2 separate regions of the Homo sapiens genome follow, and region 2 is linked to region 1. Evidence: chromatin loops called from intact Hi-C (ENCODE). Cell type or tissue: heart left ventricle. All regions are shown on one strand. Links, peaks and the distances in the headings refer to the core of each region. The heading gives the core; the rest is flanking DNA. Region 1 has its middle 94 kb from the start of NEK6. Region 2 has its middle 14 kb from the start of NEK6.

What was found. Hi-C counts contacts between places; a loop is a spot of excess contacts. Peaks named below come from ENCODE experiments on the same cell type or tissue, not always from the same donor. Only the 100,000 strongest peaks of a DNase experiment are listed, where the experiment ranks them.
Region 2: it touches region 1 in a loop (1.9-fold over the local background); 1 of 110 quality-filtered maps calls a loop at or near these places.

What each region holds. Positions count from the first base shown.
Region 1 is chr9:124,160,020-124,167,769 of GRCh38, forward strand. No RefSeq gene overlaps it. Among named protein-coding and RNA genes, the nearest start is that of NEK6, 94 kb to the right of the region's middle. In heart left ventricle, for the core only: no CTCF peak of the experiment used is centred there; no DNase peak of the experiment used is centred there.
Region 2 is chr9:124,239,800-124,247,549 of GRCh38, forward strand. No RefSeq gene overlaps it. Among named protein-coding and RNA genes, the nearest start is that of NEK6, 14 kb to the right of the region's middle. RefSeq lists enhancers at 105-154, 2,720-3,236, 3,237-3,753. In heart left ventricle, for the core only: no CTCF peak of the experiment used is centred there; a DNase peak (open chromatin) is centred at 3,222; H3K4me3 peaks cover 787 bases; H3K27ac peaks cover 527 bases.

The sequences.
Region 1 (7,750 bases), core at 1,889-6,888:
TATAGTGCATATATACTGCATTTTTATTGGTTTATTTTTGGTCTGATTGTTCTATTAAGTGCTGAAAGAGGGGTGTAAAAATCTTCAACTATGATTATGAAATTGTCTCCTTTTTCCTTTAATTTTATGAATTTTTGCTTGATGTACTTCAGACCTCTATTCTTAGGAACATACACATTTATGATTTTTACCCCCCTATAATAATGAAATGCTTCCTTTATCTCTGGAAATATTCTTTTTCTTGAAGTCTATTTGATATTAATATAACCACACCAGCTTTCTTATACTTACTTTTCACAACGTATAACTTTTTTTTTTTTGTATTTACTTTCAACCTATATTTAAAGTGGGTCTTTTGCAGATGGCATATTATGGGTTTTGTTTTTTATTCATTAGGGCAATATGACTTTTAATTATAGTGTTTAGTGCATTCACATTAATGTAAATATTGATACAGTTAGACTTGGGGATAGCATTTTATGCCTTGATTTTTTTTTCTTTTTGAGGAGTTTCCTTTAACATTTCATGCAGTACATAACCTATTTGTGATATTTTCTCCCCTTTGAAAAAAATATGAACACACCTTTATTTTGCCTTTATTATCAAAGGATATTTTCACTACATATAATATCCTAGGTTGCTAGGATTTTTTAAAGCTTTTTTTGTTTGTTTGTTTGTTTGTTTTTTGAGACAGAGTCTCCCTCTCTCACCCAGGCTGGAGTGAAGTGGTGTGATCTCGGCTCACTGAAACCTCTGCCTCCCAGGTTCAAGTGATTCTTCTGCCTCAGCCTCCCAAGTAGCTGGGATTACAGGTGCCCGCTGCCAAGCCCAGCTAATTTTTGTATTTCGAGTAGAGACTGGGTTTCACCATGTTGGCCAGGCTGGTCTCGAACTCCTAGCCTCAAGTGAACCGCCCACCTCAGCCCCCCAAAGTGTTTGGATTACAGGTGTGAGCCACTGTGCCCAGCCTAAAACATTTTTTCTTTAAGCAAATTTTTAAAGCATTTTTGACCTCCATAGTCTTTAATAAGAATTCAGTGGCCAGGTGCAGTGGCTCACAGCTGTAATCCCAGCACTTTGGGAGGTCGAGGCAGGCAGATCATGAGGTCAAGAGTCTGAGACCAGTCTGGCCAACACGGTGAAACCCCGTCTCTACTAAAAATACCAAAAAACAAACAAACAAACAAAAAACTGGCCGGGCGTGGTGGTGGGCGCCTATAATCCCAGCTACTCGGGAGGCTGAGGCAGGAGAATGGAGTGAACCCGGGAGGCGGAGCTTGCAGTGAGCCGAGATTGCACCACTGCACTCCAGCCTGGGTGACAGAGCAAGACTCCGCCTCAAAAAAAAAAAAAAAATTCAGTGGTCATTAAAATAATTGTTCCCTTATATGTAATATATTAGTTTTTCTTGCTCCTTTTAAGATTTTCTCTTTACTTTTGGTTCTCAAGAGGTTGATAATGATGTGCTTGAGAGTAGTTTATTGTATTCATTTTGCTTGGTATTTACTGAGGTCCTTGAATCTGTAAATTTGTTTTTCAAAAAAATTTGGTACACTTTAAACCATTCTTTCTTTCTTTTTTTGTTTGAGACAGGGTCTTGCTCGGTTGCCCAGGATGGAATGCAGTGGTGCAAACAAGGCTCATTACAACCTTGACCTCCTGAGCTCAAGCAATCCTCCTGCCTCAGCCTCCTGAGTAGCTGGGACCACAGGCATGCACAACCACATCCAGCTAATTTTTATTTATTGGTTGATTGATGGTGATGGGGTCTTGCCATGTTGCCCAGGCTGGTCTTGAATTCCTGGGCTCAAGTGATCCTCCTTTCTTGACCTCCCAAAGTGCTGGGCTTATTGGCATGAACCACCACACCTGGAACCATTATTTCTTCACATATGTTTTCTGCTCTCATCCTACCCCTCTCCTTCTGGTATTCCATTTACATGGATGTTAATCTTTCTGATATGATGTCTTGGGTACCTGAGGCTCTGTTCTTCAGCCTGGATAATTCCCATTGATTTATCTTCAAATTCACTGACTTTTCTCCTTTTCGCTCATCTTCAATAAGTTCCCAGTACATTTTTTACTTCAGATATTGTATTTTTCAGTTATACAACTTCTATTTCGTTCTTTTTTTCTTTTCTTTTTCTTTTTTTTTTTTTTGAGTTTTGCTCTATCACCCAGGCTGGAGTGTGGAGTGCAGTGGTGTGATCTCGGCTCACTGCAACCTCTGCCTCCCAGGTTCAAGCGATTCTCATGCTTCAGCCTCCCAAGTAGCTGTGCTACCGGTGTGCACCATCGCACTCAGCTAATTTTTGTATTTTTAGTAGAGATGGGGTTTCACCATGTTGGAAGGCTGGTCTTGAGCCCCTGGTCTCAAGTCATCCACCTGCCATGGACTCCCAAAGTGTTGGGATTAGAGGCATGAGCCACTGCACCCAGCCTATTTCCTACATTTTATTCATTATAAGTGTATTTTCCTTTATGATATGGAGCATAGTTAAAATAGCTGTCTTAAAACACTTTTCTGCTGATTCCAACATCTGGGTCATCTTAAGGGCATTCTCCATGAATTATTTTTTCTTCTAGAATGGGTCATGTTTTCTTTTTTCTTATGTACCAAGTAGCTTGGGATTATATCCTGGACTTTGTGAGTGATAAGCTGTAGAAACTTTGGATTCTAGTATGTGTCTCTTAAAAGTGCTGTTTTTGTTGTTTTGTATTTTTTTAAATAAACAATTGCCTTGGCTGAACCCAAACTGTAAATTCTGTCTCCTCTGTGGTGGGTGGCAGCTGAAATGTCAGCTCAGTTATTTTAGTCTTGGATGCATTGTTTGGAACCTGCCCAGTGGATGCTGGTTCAGGAGGCATCCAGAGACTTGGGCATAGTTTACACATAGAATTTGGGGCTCCCCTTACCTAGTTCTCTCCTTTCTGGGAGTTACTCCCTCAATTTCCAGCTACAGTGGAAACTCTGTCTTTTGATTCTTATGTGAATAAGACTGGATTTTCTTTTTTCTTTTTTTCTTTCTTTTTATTTTTTTTTGAGATGGAGTCTTACTCTGTTGCCCAGGCTGGAGTACAATGGCACGATCTCAGCTTACTGCAACCTCTGCCTCCTGGGTTCAAGCAGTTCTCCTGCCTCAGCCTTCTGAGTAGCTGGGATTACAGGCGTGTGCCACCATGCCTGGCTAAATTTTTGTATTTTTATTAGTGACAGGGTTTCACCATGTTGGCCAGGCTGGTCTCGAACTCCTAACCTCAAGTGATCTGCCCACCTTGGCCTCCCAAAGTGCTGGGATTACAGGCATGAGCCACTGTAACCGGCCAAGACTGGATTTTCTATCCAAGTTTTAGTAACTCCACAGAGGGCAGATTATGCTTTTCTTTTCTTTTGTGCAAAGAGCTGTTGAAATATGCAGATCACCCGGTGCCTCTCCCTTCTTTCAAATGTCTTTTCCCTTCAGTTTCTGCCTGCTTGTTGGTTGCTCTCTGTGGCTTTCAGATATTTGTTTACTATATTTTGCAAGAGTCTATGGTTGTCATCTGAGGCAGGATTGGTTTGATAGAGATTCAAACTACTCAGCTCTTGGCAAAAGTCGAACCTATTTTTACCTGCTTTTTATTCTCTTGGTTTTCAATCAAAGCTTGTCTTTTGTGGACCTGGTTTTTATTGATTGAGTGCTGGGCATTGTGTATGAAAAAATTATAGAAATAATTTGAAGCTGTGGATGATGTGATCTTTCTCCAGAGAGGATGTTCTTTTGCTTTTGGCAGACGGATAAGCTAGAGGCAGCTCATCTTATTCCAATTGGGGAGGAATTGAGATGATTCAAAGTTGGACTTCATCCTTGTGAGGGCTGATCTATTTCCAGGGTTCATTCAAAGGAAGCTGGGAATGTTTACCTGGTTCCCCATCTTTCACAGATCCTCAACTCCAATTTTTGTCCCCTAGCCTCTGAGACTGCTGAAATTTCTGCTCAGCTTCTTGGCCTCCAAACTGTTACTTCAATTTTTAAATTAGCAAGTCCCTTGAGTGGAAATTTGCTGCCAAATACTGGGCTCACCTATCTTATATTTTCTCCCACTCCAGATCTTGGCCCTAAACTTACACTATCTTGGTAGCTCTCCAATGCCTTCAAACGTAGTTTTTAATCCAGATTTTCTGGTTGTTTTTTCTCAGTGGGAGGGCTGATCCAAAACAAGCTATTCAGACTTTGCTGGATGTGGAATGCTACCACTCATTTCTAAATATTGCTATTTTCTCAACAGTTTCAGTTTAAAAAAATTTCTGGACTAAGAGTTAATTTTGATGTTGTTTATTTCTACTTCCATCTCATCAAACTCAGAGGAAGTGACCTATATAATTTATGATATGTGTTAAGATTTATTTTAAGGGATAATACAGTCAGCATTTTGTTTCATGGATGGTTGAAAAGAGTATCTATTTTCTGTTTCATGGGTAGAAAATTACATCTATCATCTGTCTTATAAATTAAACTTGTTTAGTGTGCCATTCAACTCCCTGTATCCTTATTTACTTATTTTCAATTTATTTATTTTTTATGTCATTTCTGAGAGAGGTGGATACTAAAACATACCATCATTTTGGGGATTTATTTATTTCTCATTTCTTTTCAATCAGTATTTGCTTTGTGTATTTTTAAGTCATGGTAAAATTACATAATTCAGTTGTTTTATTTTTCTGGTGGTTTGTCATATTTTCTCCTTTAATAAGTTTTACCCAAATTAATTTTTCTACGTTTGTACAAATACTACCTTCTGATTGTTATCATTTGTGTGGTAGAGTTTCCAAATATGGTTGCCAACAATTCTTCTTGTCCCTATAAGTGCATCTGCCTGCAGAAGTGGAGTCTAATTCCCTTGACCTGAAATCCAGGCTGGCCTCGTGACTTGCTTTGGCTTACAGAATGTAGCAGAAGTGACACGGTGCCAATTCCTTGCCTAGCCCTTAAGCAGTTCCAGGAGTTTTCAACATCGTGCTTTGGCAACACTACTGCCACGAAGTACAGACATTCACGCAAGACTGAGTGATGGGACATGGTGTGGAGAGAGCCTTCATATTGGAGCAGGTGCCAAATGTAAGTAAAGCTTCTTGGACCTTCCAGCCCAGCCACATACTGAATACAACCATGTGAGGGTCACCAGATGAGTCCACATGGAGCAGAAGGACAGCCCAGCCCAGCCCAGCCCTGACAGAAATCTTGACCCATACAGTACTGAGAAATAAGAAATCGTTACTGTTTTCCACTACTACGTGTTTGGGAGTTATTTGGTACTCAGCAATAAAGAGCTGAAACAATTTGTTTGGTATATTATCTCCCATTTATTCAAATCTTGAGACCATATTTTTATTAGGTTGTGTGTTTTCTCATTATTAAACTTTGGGAGTTCCTTCTTATCCTGGATACAAATCCTTTGTAAGATATACAAGCTGAAAATATTTTTTCTCAGTCTGTGGTTGTCTTTTCATTCTTTCAATAGTGTCTTTAGGCCAGGCATGGTGGCTCAAGCCTGTAATCCCAACACTTTGGGAGGCCAAGGTGGGTGGATTACCTGAGGTCAGGAGTTCAAGACAAGCCTGGCCAACATGTGGAAATCCTGTCTCTACTAAAACTACAAAAATTAGCCAGGCGTGGTGGCACACACCTGTAGTCCCAGCTACTAGGGAGGCTGAGGCAGGAGGGCTGCTTGAACCTGGGAGGCAGAGGTCGCAGTGAGCCGAGATCTTGCTACTGCACTCCAGCCTGGGCTACAGAGTGAGACCCTGCCTCAAAAAACAACAAACAAACAAACAAACAAACAAACCAATAGTGTCTTTAAAAAAGGAGGAGTTCTTAATTTTGGTGAAGTTCAATTTTTCGTTTTTTGTTTCTCTCATGGATCATGCTTTTGGTGTCATAGCTGAGAGAACTTTGCTCATCCAAGGTAACAAAGATTTCTGCATAGTTTTCTTCTAGAAGTTTTATAGTATTAGGTTTTACACTTACACCTATGATTCATTTTGAGTATGGTGAACAGTATGGATGGAGGTTCATTTTTTTCCATATGGATATGCAATTGTTTCAGTACTGTTTATTGAAAAGACTATCCTTTCTGAGTTTAACTGCCTTGCATATTTGTTGAAAATCAACTGACCATGTATAGGTAGGTCTATTTCAGAACTCTACTCTGTTCCATTGCTCTTTGTATCTATCATTCCTCTAACACCAACTGTTTTGACTACCGGAGTTTTATAATGAATCTTTTTTAAAAAATAATTTCAACTTTTATTTTAGATTCAGGGGTACTTGTGTTAGTTTGTTACCCGAATATATTGCATGATGCTGAGGTTTGGGATATGACTGATCCCAAGTCTTGAAACCAGGTAATATGAGTCTTTCAATTTTACTTTTTTTTCCAAAATTACTTTGGGTATCCAAGTTCTGTTGCCTTTCCACTTAACATTTTCAATCAGCTCATTCTGTTGAGATTTCAGTTAGAATAGTGTTGAGTCTATAGATCAGTTTAAGGAGAATTGACATCTTAAATATATTGAATTTTTCAATATATGAATAATGTATACCTCTCCATTTATACACGTTTTCTTTGATTTCTTTCATCAGTGTTCTGTAGTTTTCAGAACACATATCTTGCACATATTTTGTTAGATTTATACCAAAGCATTTTACGTTTGCCGATACCATTGTAATTGGTACATTTTATTTTGATTTACAATTGTTCATTGCTATTATACTGAAACACAATTGATTTTAATGTATTACATTGTATCCTGAAAACTTCATAACTTCATTCACTTTAGTTCTTGTATCTTTTGTTAGATTCTTTGAGATTTTTCTGCTAGACAATCATGTCCTCTCTGAATGGAGTTGTATTTCTTACTTTCCAAACTGTGTGTCTTTTATTTCTCTTTCTTGCCTCATTGCACCGTCTGGGACTTCACAAACAACATTGAATAGGAGCAGCAGTAGTTGACATCCTTGCCTTGTAGGGGGGCAGTGGTTGACATCCTTGCCTTGTTCTTCACCTTAGCCTGGAAGTATTCAGTCTTTCGCCATTAAATACAATGTTACTTGTAAGAGCCTTGTTGATGCCGTTTGCCAGGTTGAGGAACTTCTGTTAGTTTGCTGAGAGATTTTTTAATCCTAAATAGATGCTGAATTTTATTTTAAAACATTTATTCATATAATGAAATCATCGTGTTTTTTTCTTCCTTTGTCTTTTAATTTAGTAAATTAAATTGATTGCTTTATAAATGTTAAACTGACCTTGTGTTTCCATGAGAAATCCCACTAAGCCACACTTCTGTTTATATATTGTTGGATTTGATTTTCTAGTATTTCATGGAAGATTTTTGCAGCTATGTTCATGAACGATATTAGTTTGAAGTTTTCCTTGCTGTCTTCACAAAATGAGTTGGAAACTGGTCCCTATTCCTTTTTTTTTTTTTTAACTTTTATTTTAGGTTTAGGGGTACATGTTATATAGGTGTCACAGGGGGTTTGTTGTACAGATTATTTGTCACCCAGATACTAAGCCTAGTACCCGGTAGTTATTTTTTCTGCTCCTCTCCCTCCTCCTACCCTCCACCCTTAAGTAGACCGCAGTGTGTGTTGTTCCCTTGTGTTCATGAGTTCTCGTCATTTAGCTCCCACTTATAAGTGAGAACACGCTGTATTGGTTTTCTGTTCCTGTGTTAGTTTGCTAAGGATCATGGTCTCCAACTCCATCC
Region 2 (7,750 bases), core at 1,028-6,027, 79 kb after region 1:
AAGCCACTGTGAAGTCCCCCTGAGAGCAACCAAGAGCCAGGCATGTGGGGGGTAACAGGGCTAGAGAGGATGTTCTCAGTGGGCAGTGCTAATGTGACCCTGTGGGAGGGACATTCCTGTCTTCTCTTTTTGGTTTGTCTTGGAAAGTCCCACATCTTTTGCAGAACTGCTTCCTGGTATCCCTATCTGGAATTTACACCAAGGACAGCCAAAGGCCAAGACTGGCTTAGAGGCCTGAGGAGTGGGGATCAGAGAAAAGGGTCAGTCCATCCTGTGCAGCCTTCCCGGCCTGGGCCCCTGTGAGTTGATGGAGGAAATCAGTGGCCATCGTTCCCCTATCCTTATCCTGAGCAGGGGTACTGGAGGCCCTGGGAAAGCCCCCTGAGCTAAGACTGATCTTCCTTGCCCAAAAATAGCTGCCTGGGATTCAAAGAGACTGCATGGGAAGAGGAGGAACTTCAGATTCACACCTGGGTTCAAATCCTGGTTCCATCCCTTACTTGCTGTGTGACCTTGGCCAATGTCCCTCACTTCTCTGCACCTTGGTTTCTCCATCTGTAAAGTGGGATCAACCATCATCCTATGGAAGGGGCCAGTCCACAGGAAACACCTCTCATCAGGGAGTGGGAGCTGTTAGGAGGTTTCTCAGCATTCCTCTAGCTTCTAGAAGCCCCCTTCCAAGGAGTAAAACCTGTGCCTAAAGTGCTAGTGCTCTGGCCTAGGCACTGGCTTGGCCCTGGGGAGCTACCATGATGGACCAGTTATGGTCCCTGCCCTTCCGGAGCACAAAGTCTAGGGAGGAGGACAGAGCCTAAGCAGGCAGAGCCACACGTGGGATAGGGCTGCAGCAAAGGGACACACAGGGGCCCCAAAAGGGAAGGAGGATCCTGCCTGGGGTCAGGGAAGACTCCACAGGGACAGAGACTGGGGGCGAGAGTTTAAATCTTTAATAACCTGTTTGTCACAGTCACTGACCAATCAGAAAGGACACTGGCTGTAAACAATCCACAGCACCCACCAGTGTCTACCAGCTGATGATGAATGCCCTGGGAAGGGGCATTGATTGGGGTGCTGGCGGATGAATAAGAGTTCTTTCGACAAGTGGGAAGAAAGGGCACCCCAGGCAAAGGGAGCACTACGTGCTCAATCCTGGTGACAGGAAAAACCACGGCTGGAGCATAAGATGTGTTGGGGGAAGGTGGGGCATGAGAGCAGAGAGGGTCTCGAATGCCACTACATTTGGGAGACACGGTTAGGACTTCTCTGATGTGGCACTCCACACTGGTGACCCAGTTGAACAGGCACTGCAGTGAGAGTTTTCAGGGTCTGGACACGCCTCCTCTCCCAGGTCCACGACATCTACATGGGGCAGAGCTCTTACTAGGGGTCCAGGCTCAGGCTCCATTCTCTTGGGAGAGGGGCTGGCAAGGTGGGTCAGGAAGAGAGGCTCAGCCAAGGGGCTCTAGAGAGCCTTTTGAGTGGGGAAACTGAGGCCAATGCTCAGATGTATGAGTGGGATCAAATCAGTGGGAGGTGGAGACACTGGTGACCTGAGCTTCCCTGAGCTTCCCTGGCTTTGAGTCCTCCCCCTAGAGTGGCACTGAGGCCTCCTGTTAGCTCAGGAAAAACTCAGGGATGTTTTAAGGGTCAAGTTCTAGCACCAGCTCTGCTGCTGATGAGCTGTGACCTTGAGCAAGGCACAGACCCCTCTGGGCATGGGGACCCTGTTGATTGCTTCCTTGGAAATGGAAGATGTCCCAGGCTGATCCTGTTCTGCCAGCCTCCCTGACCTGGCATCATGGAGAATGTGAGGGCTTCAGATTCAGGCAGAGCTGAGTTTGAATCTCTGCTTTGGAAATGGACTGGGTGTTTGACTTGGACCAAGTGCTAAGCTCTGGGCCTTTATTTCCCCATCTACAAAACAAGGAATTGATTGGTGAGATTAGCGTTGAATGGAATAAATGAAAAACTCTGGTGGGGGGGGGCAGCTGGGCACAGTGACTCGCGCCTGTAATCCCAGCACTTTGGGAGGCCGAGGTGGGTGGATCACCTGAGGTCAGGAGTCCAAGACCAGCGTGGGCAACACGGCGAAACCCCGTCTCTACTAAAAATACAAAAATTAGCTGGGCATGGTGGTGCATGTCTGTAATCTCAGCTACTCAGGAGGCTGAACCAGGAGAATCACTTGAACCCAGGAGGCGGAGGCTGCAGTGAGCCGAGATCGTGCCATTGCACTTCAGCCTGTGTGACAAGAGTGAAACGCCTCTCGAAAATAAAAAATAAAAAAAAATAAAAAAGAAAGAAAAGAAAAAGAAAAAACTCTGGGGACTGGAGACAAAATAGTAAAAGGAGGTGGTAGAGAGCCTTGCTTCCGCCCTCACCTCCTATGAGGTGCCCTCTGCTTGCAGAATCTCTCAGCAGCCGGACTTTTGCAGAAGCTGCAGGTCAGTGGTGAGTGAGGAGGAAGGCTGTATCATTGATTGTTCTCCCAGGACACTTTGAGCATGAAAGGGGGCACCGTTAGTAATAAACAGCCATAAACCTGGGCTGTCCTAAGGAAACCAGAGTTTATGATGCCCCTGGTGATGAGTGGAGATTCAGAAATTGAAATGGAGAGGCGGAAGCGGGACACGATTGAGGAGGGATGTGAGCAGGTGCCAGGAGGCGCAATCTTTGGAGAGAGGGTGTGGTGCCCAAGCAGGCTTTGGGAGGCTTTTCTGCGGGAGGTACCGATTCGCTCCCCTCTTCTGGGTCCCAGGTGAACTTCAGGAAAGAGCAGCTTTGCTTTGCAGCAGTTTGGGAGCTGGATTGGGGCTGGATACGTTTTGTAACCTTATGCCTCTGCACGCTGGTTGGCTGCTTCACTTTTTTCTTGGTTATAACTTCCTGCAGAGACTGGTCTTCGGCTGGGAGCAGGAAGGCACTCTTAGAGTTGGGTTAGGAAAGTAAAGGCGCTTTTCCGATGCCTAGAAGGCAGTAGCTGCTTAGTAAACGTTCATCCCCTGCCATCTTAACCAGCAAGCGCCTTTGCTCTGGGACCCTGGTCCACGGTTGCTTCAAGCCCCCAGAGGAACCGCTGCCTTCATACTCCTCCAGATGGTCTAAGCCCTCCTGCCTCCCACCCCTCCCACACACGAATGCAGGAAGTCCTCTGAGAGCCTGCTGGATCAGTTTCCTTTCCGCTTCCTTTCTCTTCCTCTCCGGTGAGGGCTGGGACGCAGCTGGCGGAGTTGGGGGGGGTTCTCCCCCAGACTGCTTCTCTGCACAGCCTCCTTAACGCGTCACTCACAGGGCCTGCATTCCTCCAACTTTAATGCCTCCTCTGGGAACACAGGCTTCCAGAAACCTGAGATGACCAACCAGCCGGTGCAGGCCAGAGGGAGAAGGGCCCAGACGGTGAGGGGGAGAGTGAGGGGCTTGACTTCTGCCTTTGCTGAAAAGAGAAACCGCAGGCCTCCCCCTCCCCTTTCAGCTTATGGGACTTCTAGACCAGGGAGCAAAAAGCACTGGCTCTTGCCAAACCCACTTAGGGAGATGGAAAAGGAAAGATGGCACGATAGTTTGTAAAGGTGGAAGATCTTTTGTCACATACACCAGGTACAAAGGTTTTCATACTGGGACCCTTTACTGTCCCTTTAGGCTTCTAGAACAATAGGGCAGACTACTAGCAGAACCAAAAACAGAGAGGTGAACTAGGATTAAGTAATGGCTCCCAACAACTGCCTTGCAACTCCCAAATATTTAATAAGCAGCTCTTATTTAATAATCAGCTCCTGCCAGCCAATGTACCCCAGCTCTAGCATACCACTGGTCCTATCTATCCCCCTCTCAGGCCCTGATCACCTGAGGTAGGGAGTTTGAGACCAGCCTGGCCAACATGGTGAAACCCTGTCTCTACTAAAAATACAAAATTAGCTGGGAGTGATGGCGGGCGTCTGTAATCCCAGCTACTCAGGAGGCTGAGGCAGGAGAATCCCTTGAACCCGGGAGGCGGAGGTTGCAATGAGCCAAGATCGTGCCATTGCACTCCGGCCTGGGCGACAGAGCAAGACTCCGTCTCAAAAAAAAAAAAAAAAAAAGAATCCTGGCCACACAGCCATGAAGTAGAGGTTCAAACCCAGGCTGGTTTCACAGTATCACATCACCTCCCAAGTGTATATGGCCACGTACAGTTGGAAGCATCGCCACTCCTGCACCCTTCTCCCTGGTTAACTAGTGAAATTCTTCCCTTGGGGATTTTATTCATTCCATTGATGTAAGCCCGTCCCCACTTCACTACACTCTTGCAGTCTTAAAATTATGGCTCACTAGGCCCAAAAGGATCTTTAGAAATTAATTTGTCCAATTCTTTTCCCTATGGATGGGGAAATCGAGGTTCAGAAAGAAGACAAAACTTGCTTGTATCAGCCCTAGATCTCCTGAGGCAGAGTGCTTCAGTGCAAAGGGTCTTATCAGACAGACCTGGCCTCGAGTCCTGACTCTGACATTTACTTTCTGGGCCACCTTGGCTAGCAGACATTACTTTGCTGTTGTTGTTCTTTGTGGTATTTTTCTGAGACAAGGTCTTGTTCTGTCACCGAGGCTGGAGTGCAGTGGCATGATCACAGCTCACTGCAGCCTCTACCTCCTGGGCTCAAGCAATCCTTCCACCTCAGCCTCCCGAGTAGCAGGAACTATAGGTGTGCACCCCCATGCCTGGCTGATTTTTATGTTTTTCGTAGAGATGGGGCCTCATTATGTTGCCCAGGCTGGTCTCAAACCCCTGGGCTCAAGCAATTCTCCCACCTCAGCCTCCTCCCAAAGTGCTGGGATTACAGGTGTGAGCCACCACGCCCAGTCAAAGTCACTTTTTAATTTTTATTATTTATTTATTTATTTATTTTTGATGGAGTCTCACTCTGTTGCCCAGACTGGAGGGCAGTGGCAAAACCTCGGCTCATGGCAACCTCCGCTTCCCAGGTTCAAGTTGTTCTCCTGCCTCAGCTTCGCAAGTAGCTGGGATTACAGGCACCCGCCACCGTGTCCAGCTAATTGTTGTATTTTTAATAGGGACGGGGTTTTGCCATGTTGGCCAGGCTGGTCTCAAACTCCTGGCCTCAGGCGATCCACCCGCCTCGGTCTCCCAAAGTGCTGAGATTAGAGGTGTGAGCCACCGTGCCTGGCCTATGCTACTTTTTTGAGCCTCAGTTTCCTCATCTATTAAGTGGAGATCATAATACCTTCACTGACGGGTTGTTGTAAATATTCAAAGAGGTCCCAGGTTGGGATGCAGCAGCCTCATTCCTGGCACGCAGTGAGTGCTCAGTGCAGGCAGCCTTCCTTCTCCCCAGCAAAGGAAAATGGAATCTTAAGGCTCTGAGACCAGGGTCATTCCTTTATGGAGCCTGAGAGGGGGATAGATAGGACCAGTGAGTGGTATGCTAGAACTGGTGTGCATTGGTGGGCAGGAGCTGATTACTAAATAAGAGCTGCTTATTAAATATTTGGGAGTTGTTTTTGGGAGCTTTATACCAGCCATGGTAGGAGTATTTTACACCACAGAAATCAGCAAACTCTACAAATGAAGGATTTTATTTTTTATTTTGTATTTATTTTATTTATTTATTTATCTGTTTTTAAGATGGAGTCTCTGCTGCCCAGGCTGGAGTGCAGTGGTACAATCTCAGCTTACTGCAACCTCCACCTCCCAGATTCAAGTGATTCTCCTTCCTCGGCCTCCCAAGTAGCTGGGATTACAAGCATGTGCCACCACACCCAGCTAATTTTTGTACATATATATTTTTTTCAGTGGAGATGGGGTTTCACCATATTGGCCAGGCTGGTCTTGAACTCCTGACCTCAAGTGACAGTTTTTTTTTTTTTAAATAAAGGCCTATATGGCCGAGCACGGTGGCTCACGCCTGTCATACCAACAGTTTGGGAGGCCAAGGCGGGTGGATCACTTGAGGCCAGCAGTTTGAGACCAGCCTGGCCAACATGGCGAAACCTCGTCTCTACTAAAACTACAAAAATTAGCTGAGTGTGGTGGTGCATGCCTGTAATTCCAGCCACTAGGGAGGCTGAAGCAAGAGAATCACTTGAACCCAAGAGATGGATCAGTGAGCTGAGATTGTGCCAGTGCACTGCAGCCTGGGTGATGGAGTGAGAGTATCTCAAAATAAATAAAAATAAATAAATACATAAAAGCCTATAGTGTGGAATTTTTATTTTATTTATTTATTTTTTGAGACGGAGTCTTGCTCTGTCACCCAGGCTGGGGTGCAGTGGTACGATCTCGGCTCACTGCAAGCTCCACCTCCCAGGTTCATGCCATTCTCCTGCCTCAGCCTCTGGAGTAGCTGGGACTACAGGCGCCCGCCACCATGCCCAGCTAATTTTTTGTATTTTTAGTAGAGACGGGGTTTCACCGTGTTAGCCAGGATGGTCTCGATCTCCTGACCTCGTGATCCGCCCACCTCGACCTCCCAAAATGCTGGGATTACAGGTGTAAGCCACCGTGCCTGGCCTATGATATGGAATTTTTCAGTGGTAAGAAGTGATAGAGGGGATCATTATGGTAGTCAACCAAAAAAAAAAAATTACAATGTATAAATTTGGAAAAGGAGAGGAGACTTTGTTTCTTATAAAGAGTTACAGCCTGCAAAGGGGCCATCCCACAAGCAGGGAAATGTGTCTTTGGATAAGACCAGAGACTGTTACTTCGAAGGAGGAGGGGTTGGGGTAGATGCTTGATGCTAAACAGGTTGCCTAAAAACACATATATTTAACAGGTTACAAAAGAATATTTATGAAGGTGGTCATGACACATGTGAATTGAACAAACAGGTATGTAACATAGGACCCATGTTCATTTCGGGATGGAGACTTAACAGTTAAATGTATTATAATTAGGCCCTATAAGTCAAAAGGTCTTTTCGGGACACAAGGCACACAAGTGTACCATCTCCATAAACCTACCAGGGCCCGTCTACAGTCGGTGGTCTTTTTATCAGGAGAAAGTTACTGAAGTTAGTCTCTTGTCTAGTGAAAGTTGTAGTTGTGGTTGGTGGACCAGTAAGTCAGTATTTGTGAGTTGGATGAATTGCAATTGTTTTAATATTAATGTTATTTTGAGGCCGGTGTTTGTTTAGTTGTCAGAGAAAAAGACAAAGCTTGTGGCAGTTAAAACACAGTTTATTTTTTAACTGTAGGGTATTTGACTTAACCCGAGCCTGGGATGGCCTTAAGTCTTGTTTATAATTTTTTTTTTAATAGGGTCTCACTCTTTTGCCCAGGCTGGAGTGCAGTGGCATAATCTTGGCTCACTGCAACCTCCGCCTCCTGGTTCAAGCAATTCTCCTGCCTCAGCTTCCCAAGTAGCTGGGACTACAGGCACGTGCCACCACACCCAGCTACTTTTTGTAGTTTGAGTAGAAATGGAATTTTACCATGTTGGCCAGGCTGGCCTCAAACTCCTGACCTCAAGTGATCTACCCACCTTGACCTCCCAAAGTGCTGGGATTACAGGCGTGAGCCACGATACTCGGCCTATAATTTGGTATTTTGTTGTTACTAAGAGTCTGTTTTGTCAGTCTTAATGATCTCTATTTTAACATTAATGTTGGAGGTGGGACAGGGTGGCTCACACCTGCCTGTAATCCAAGCACTTTGGGAGGCTAAGGTGGACAGATCACTTGAGGCTAGGAGTTCAAGACCAGCCTAGGCAACATGGCGAAATCCCGCCTCTACCAAAAATACAAAAATTAGCCGG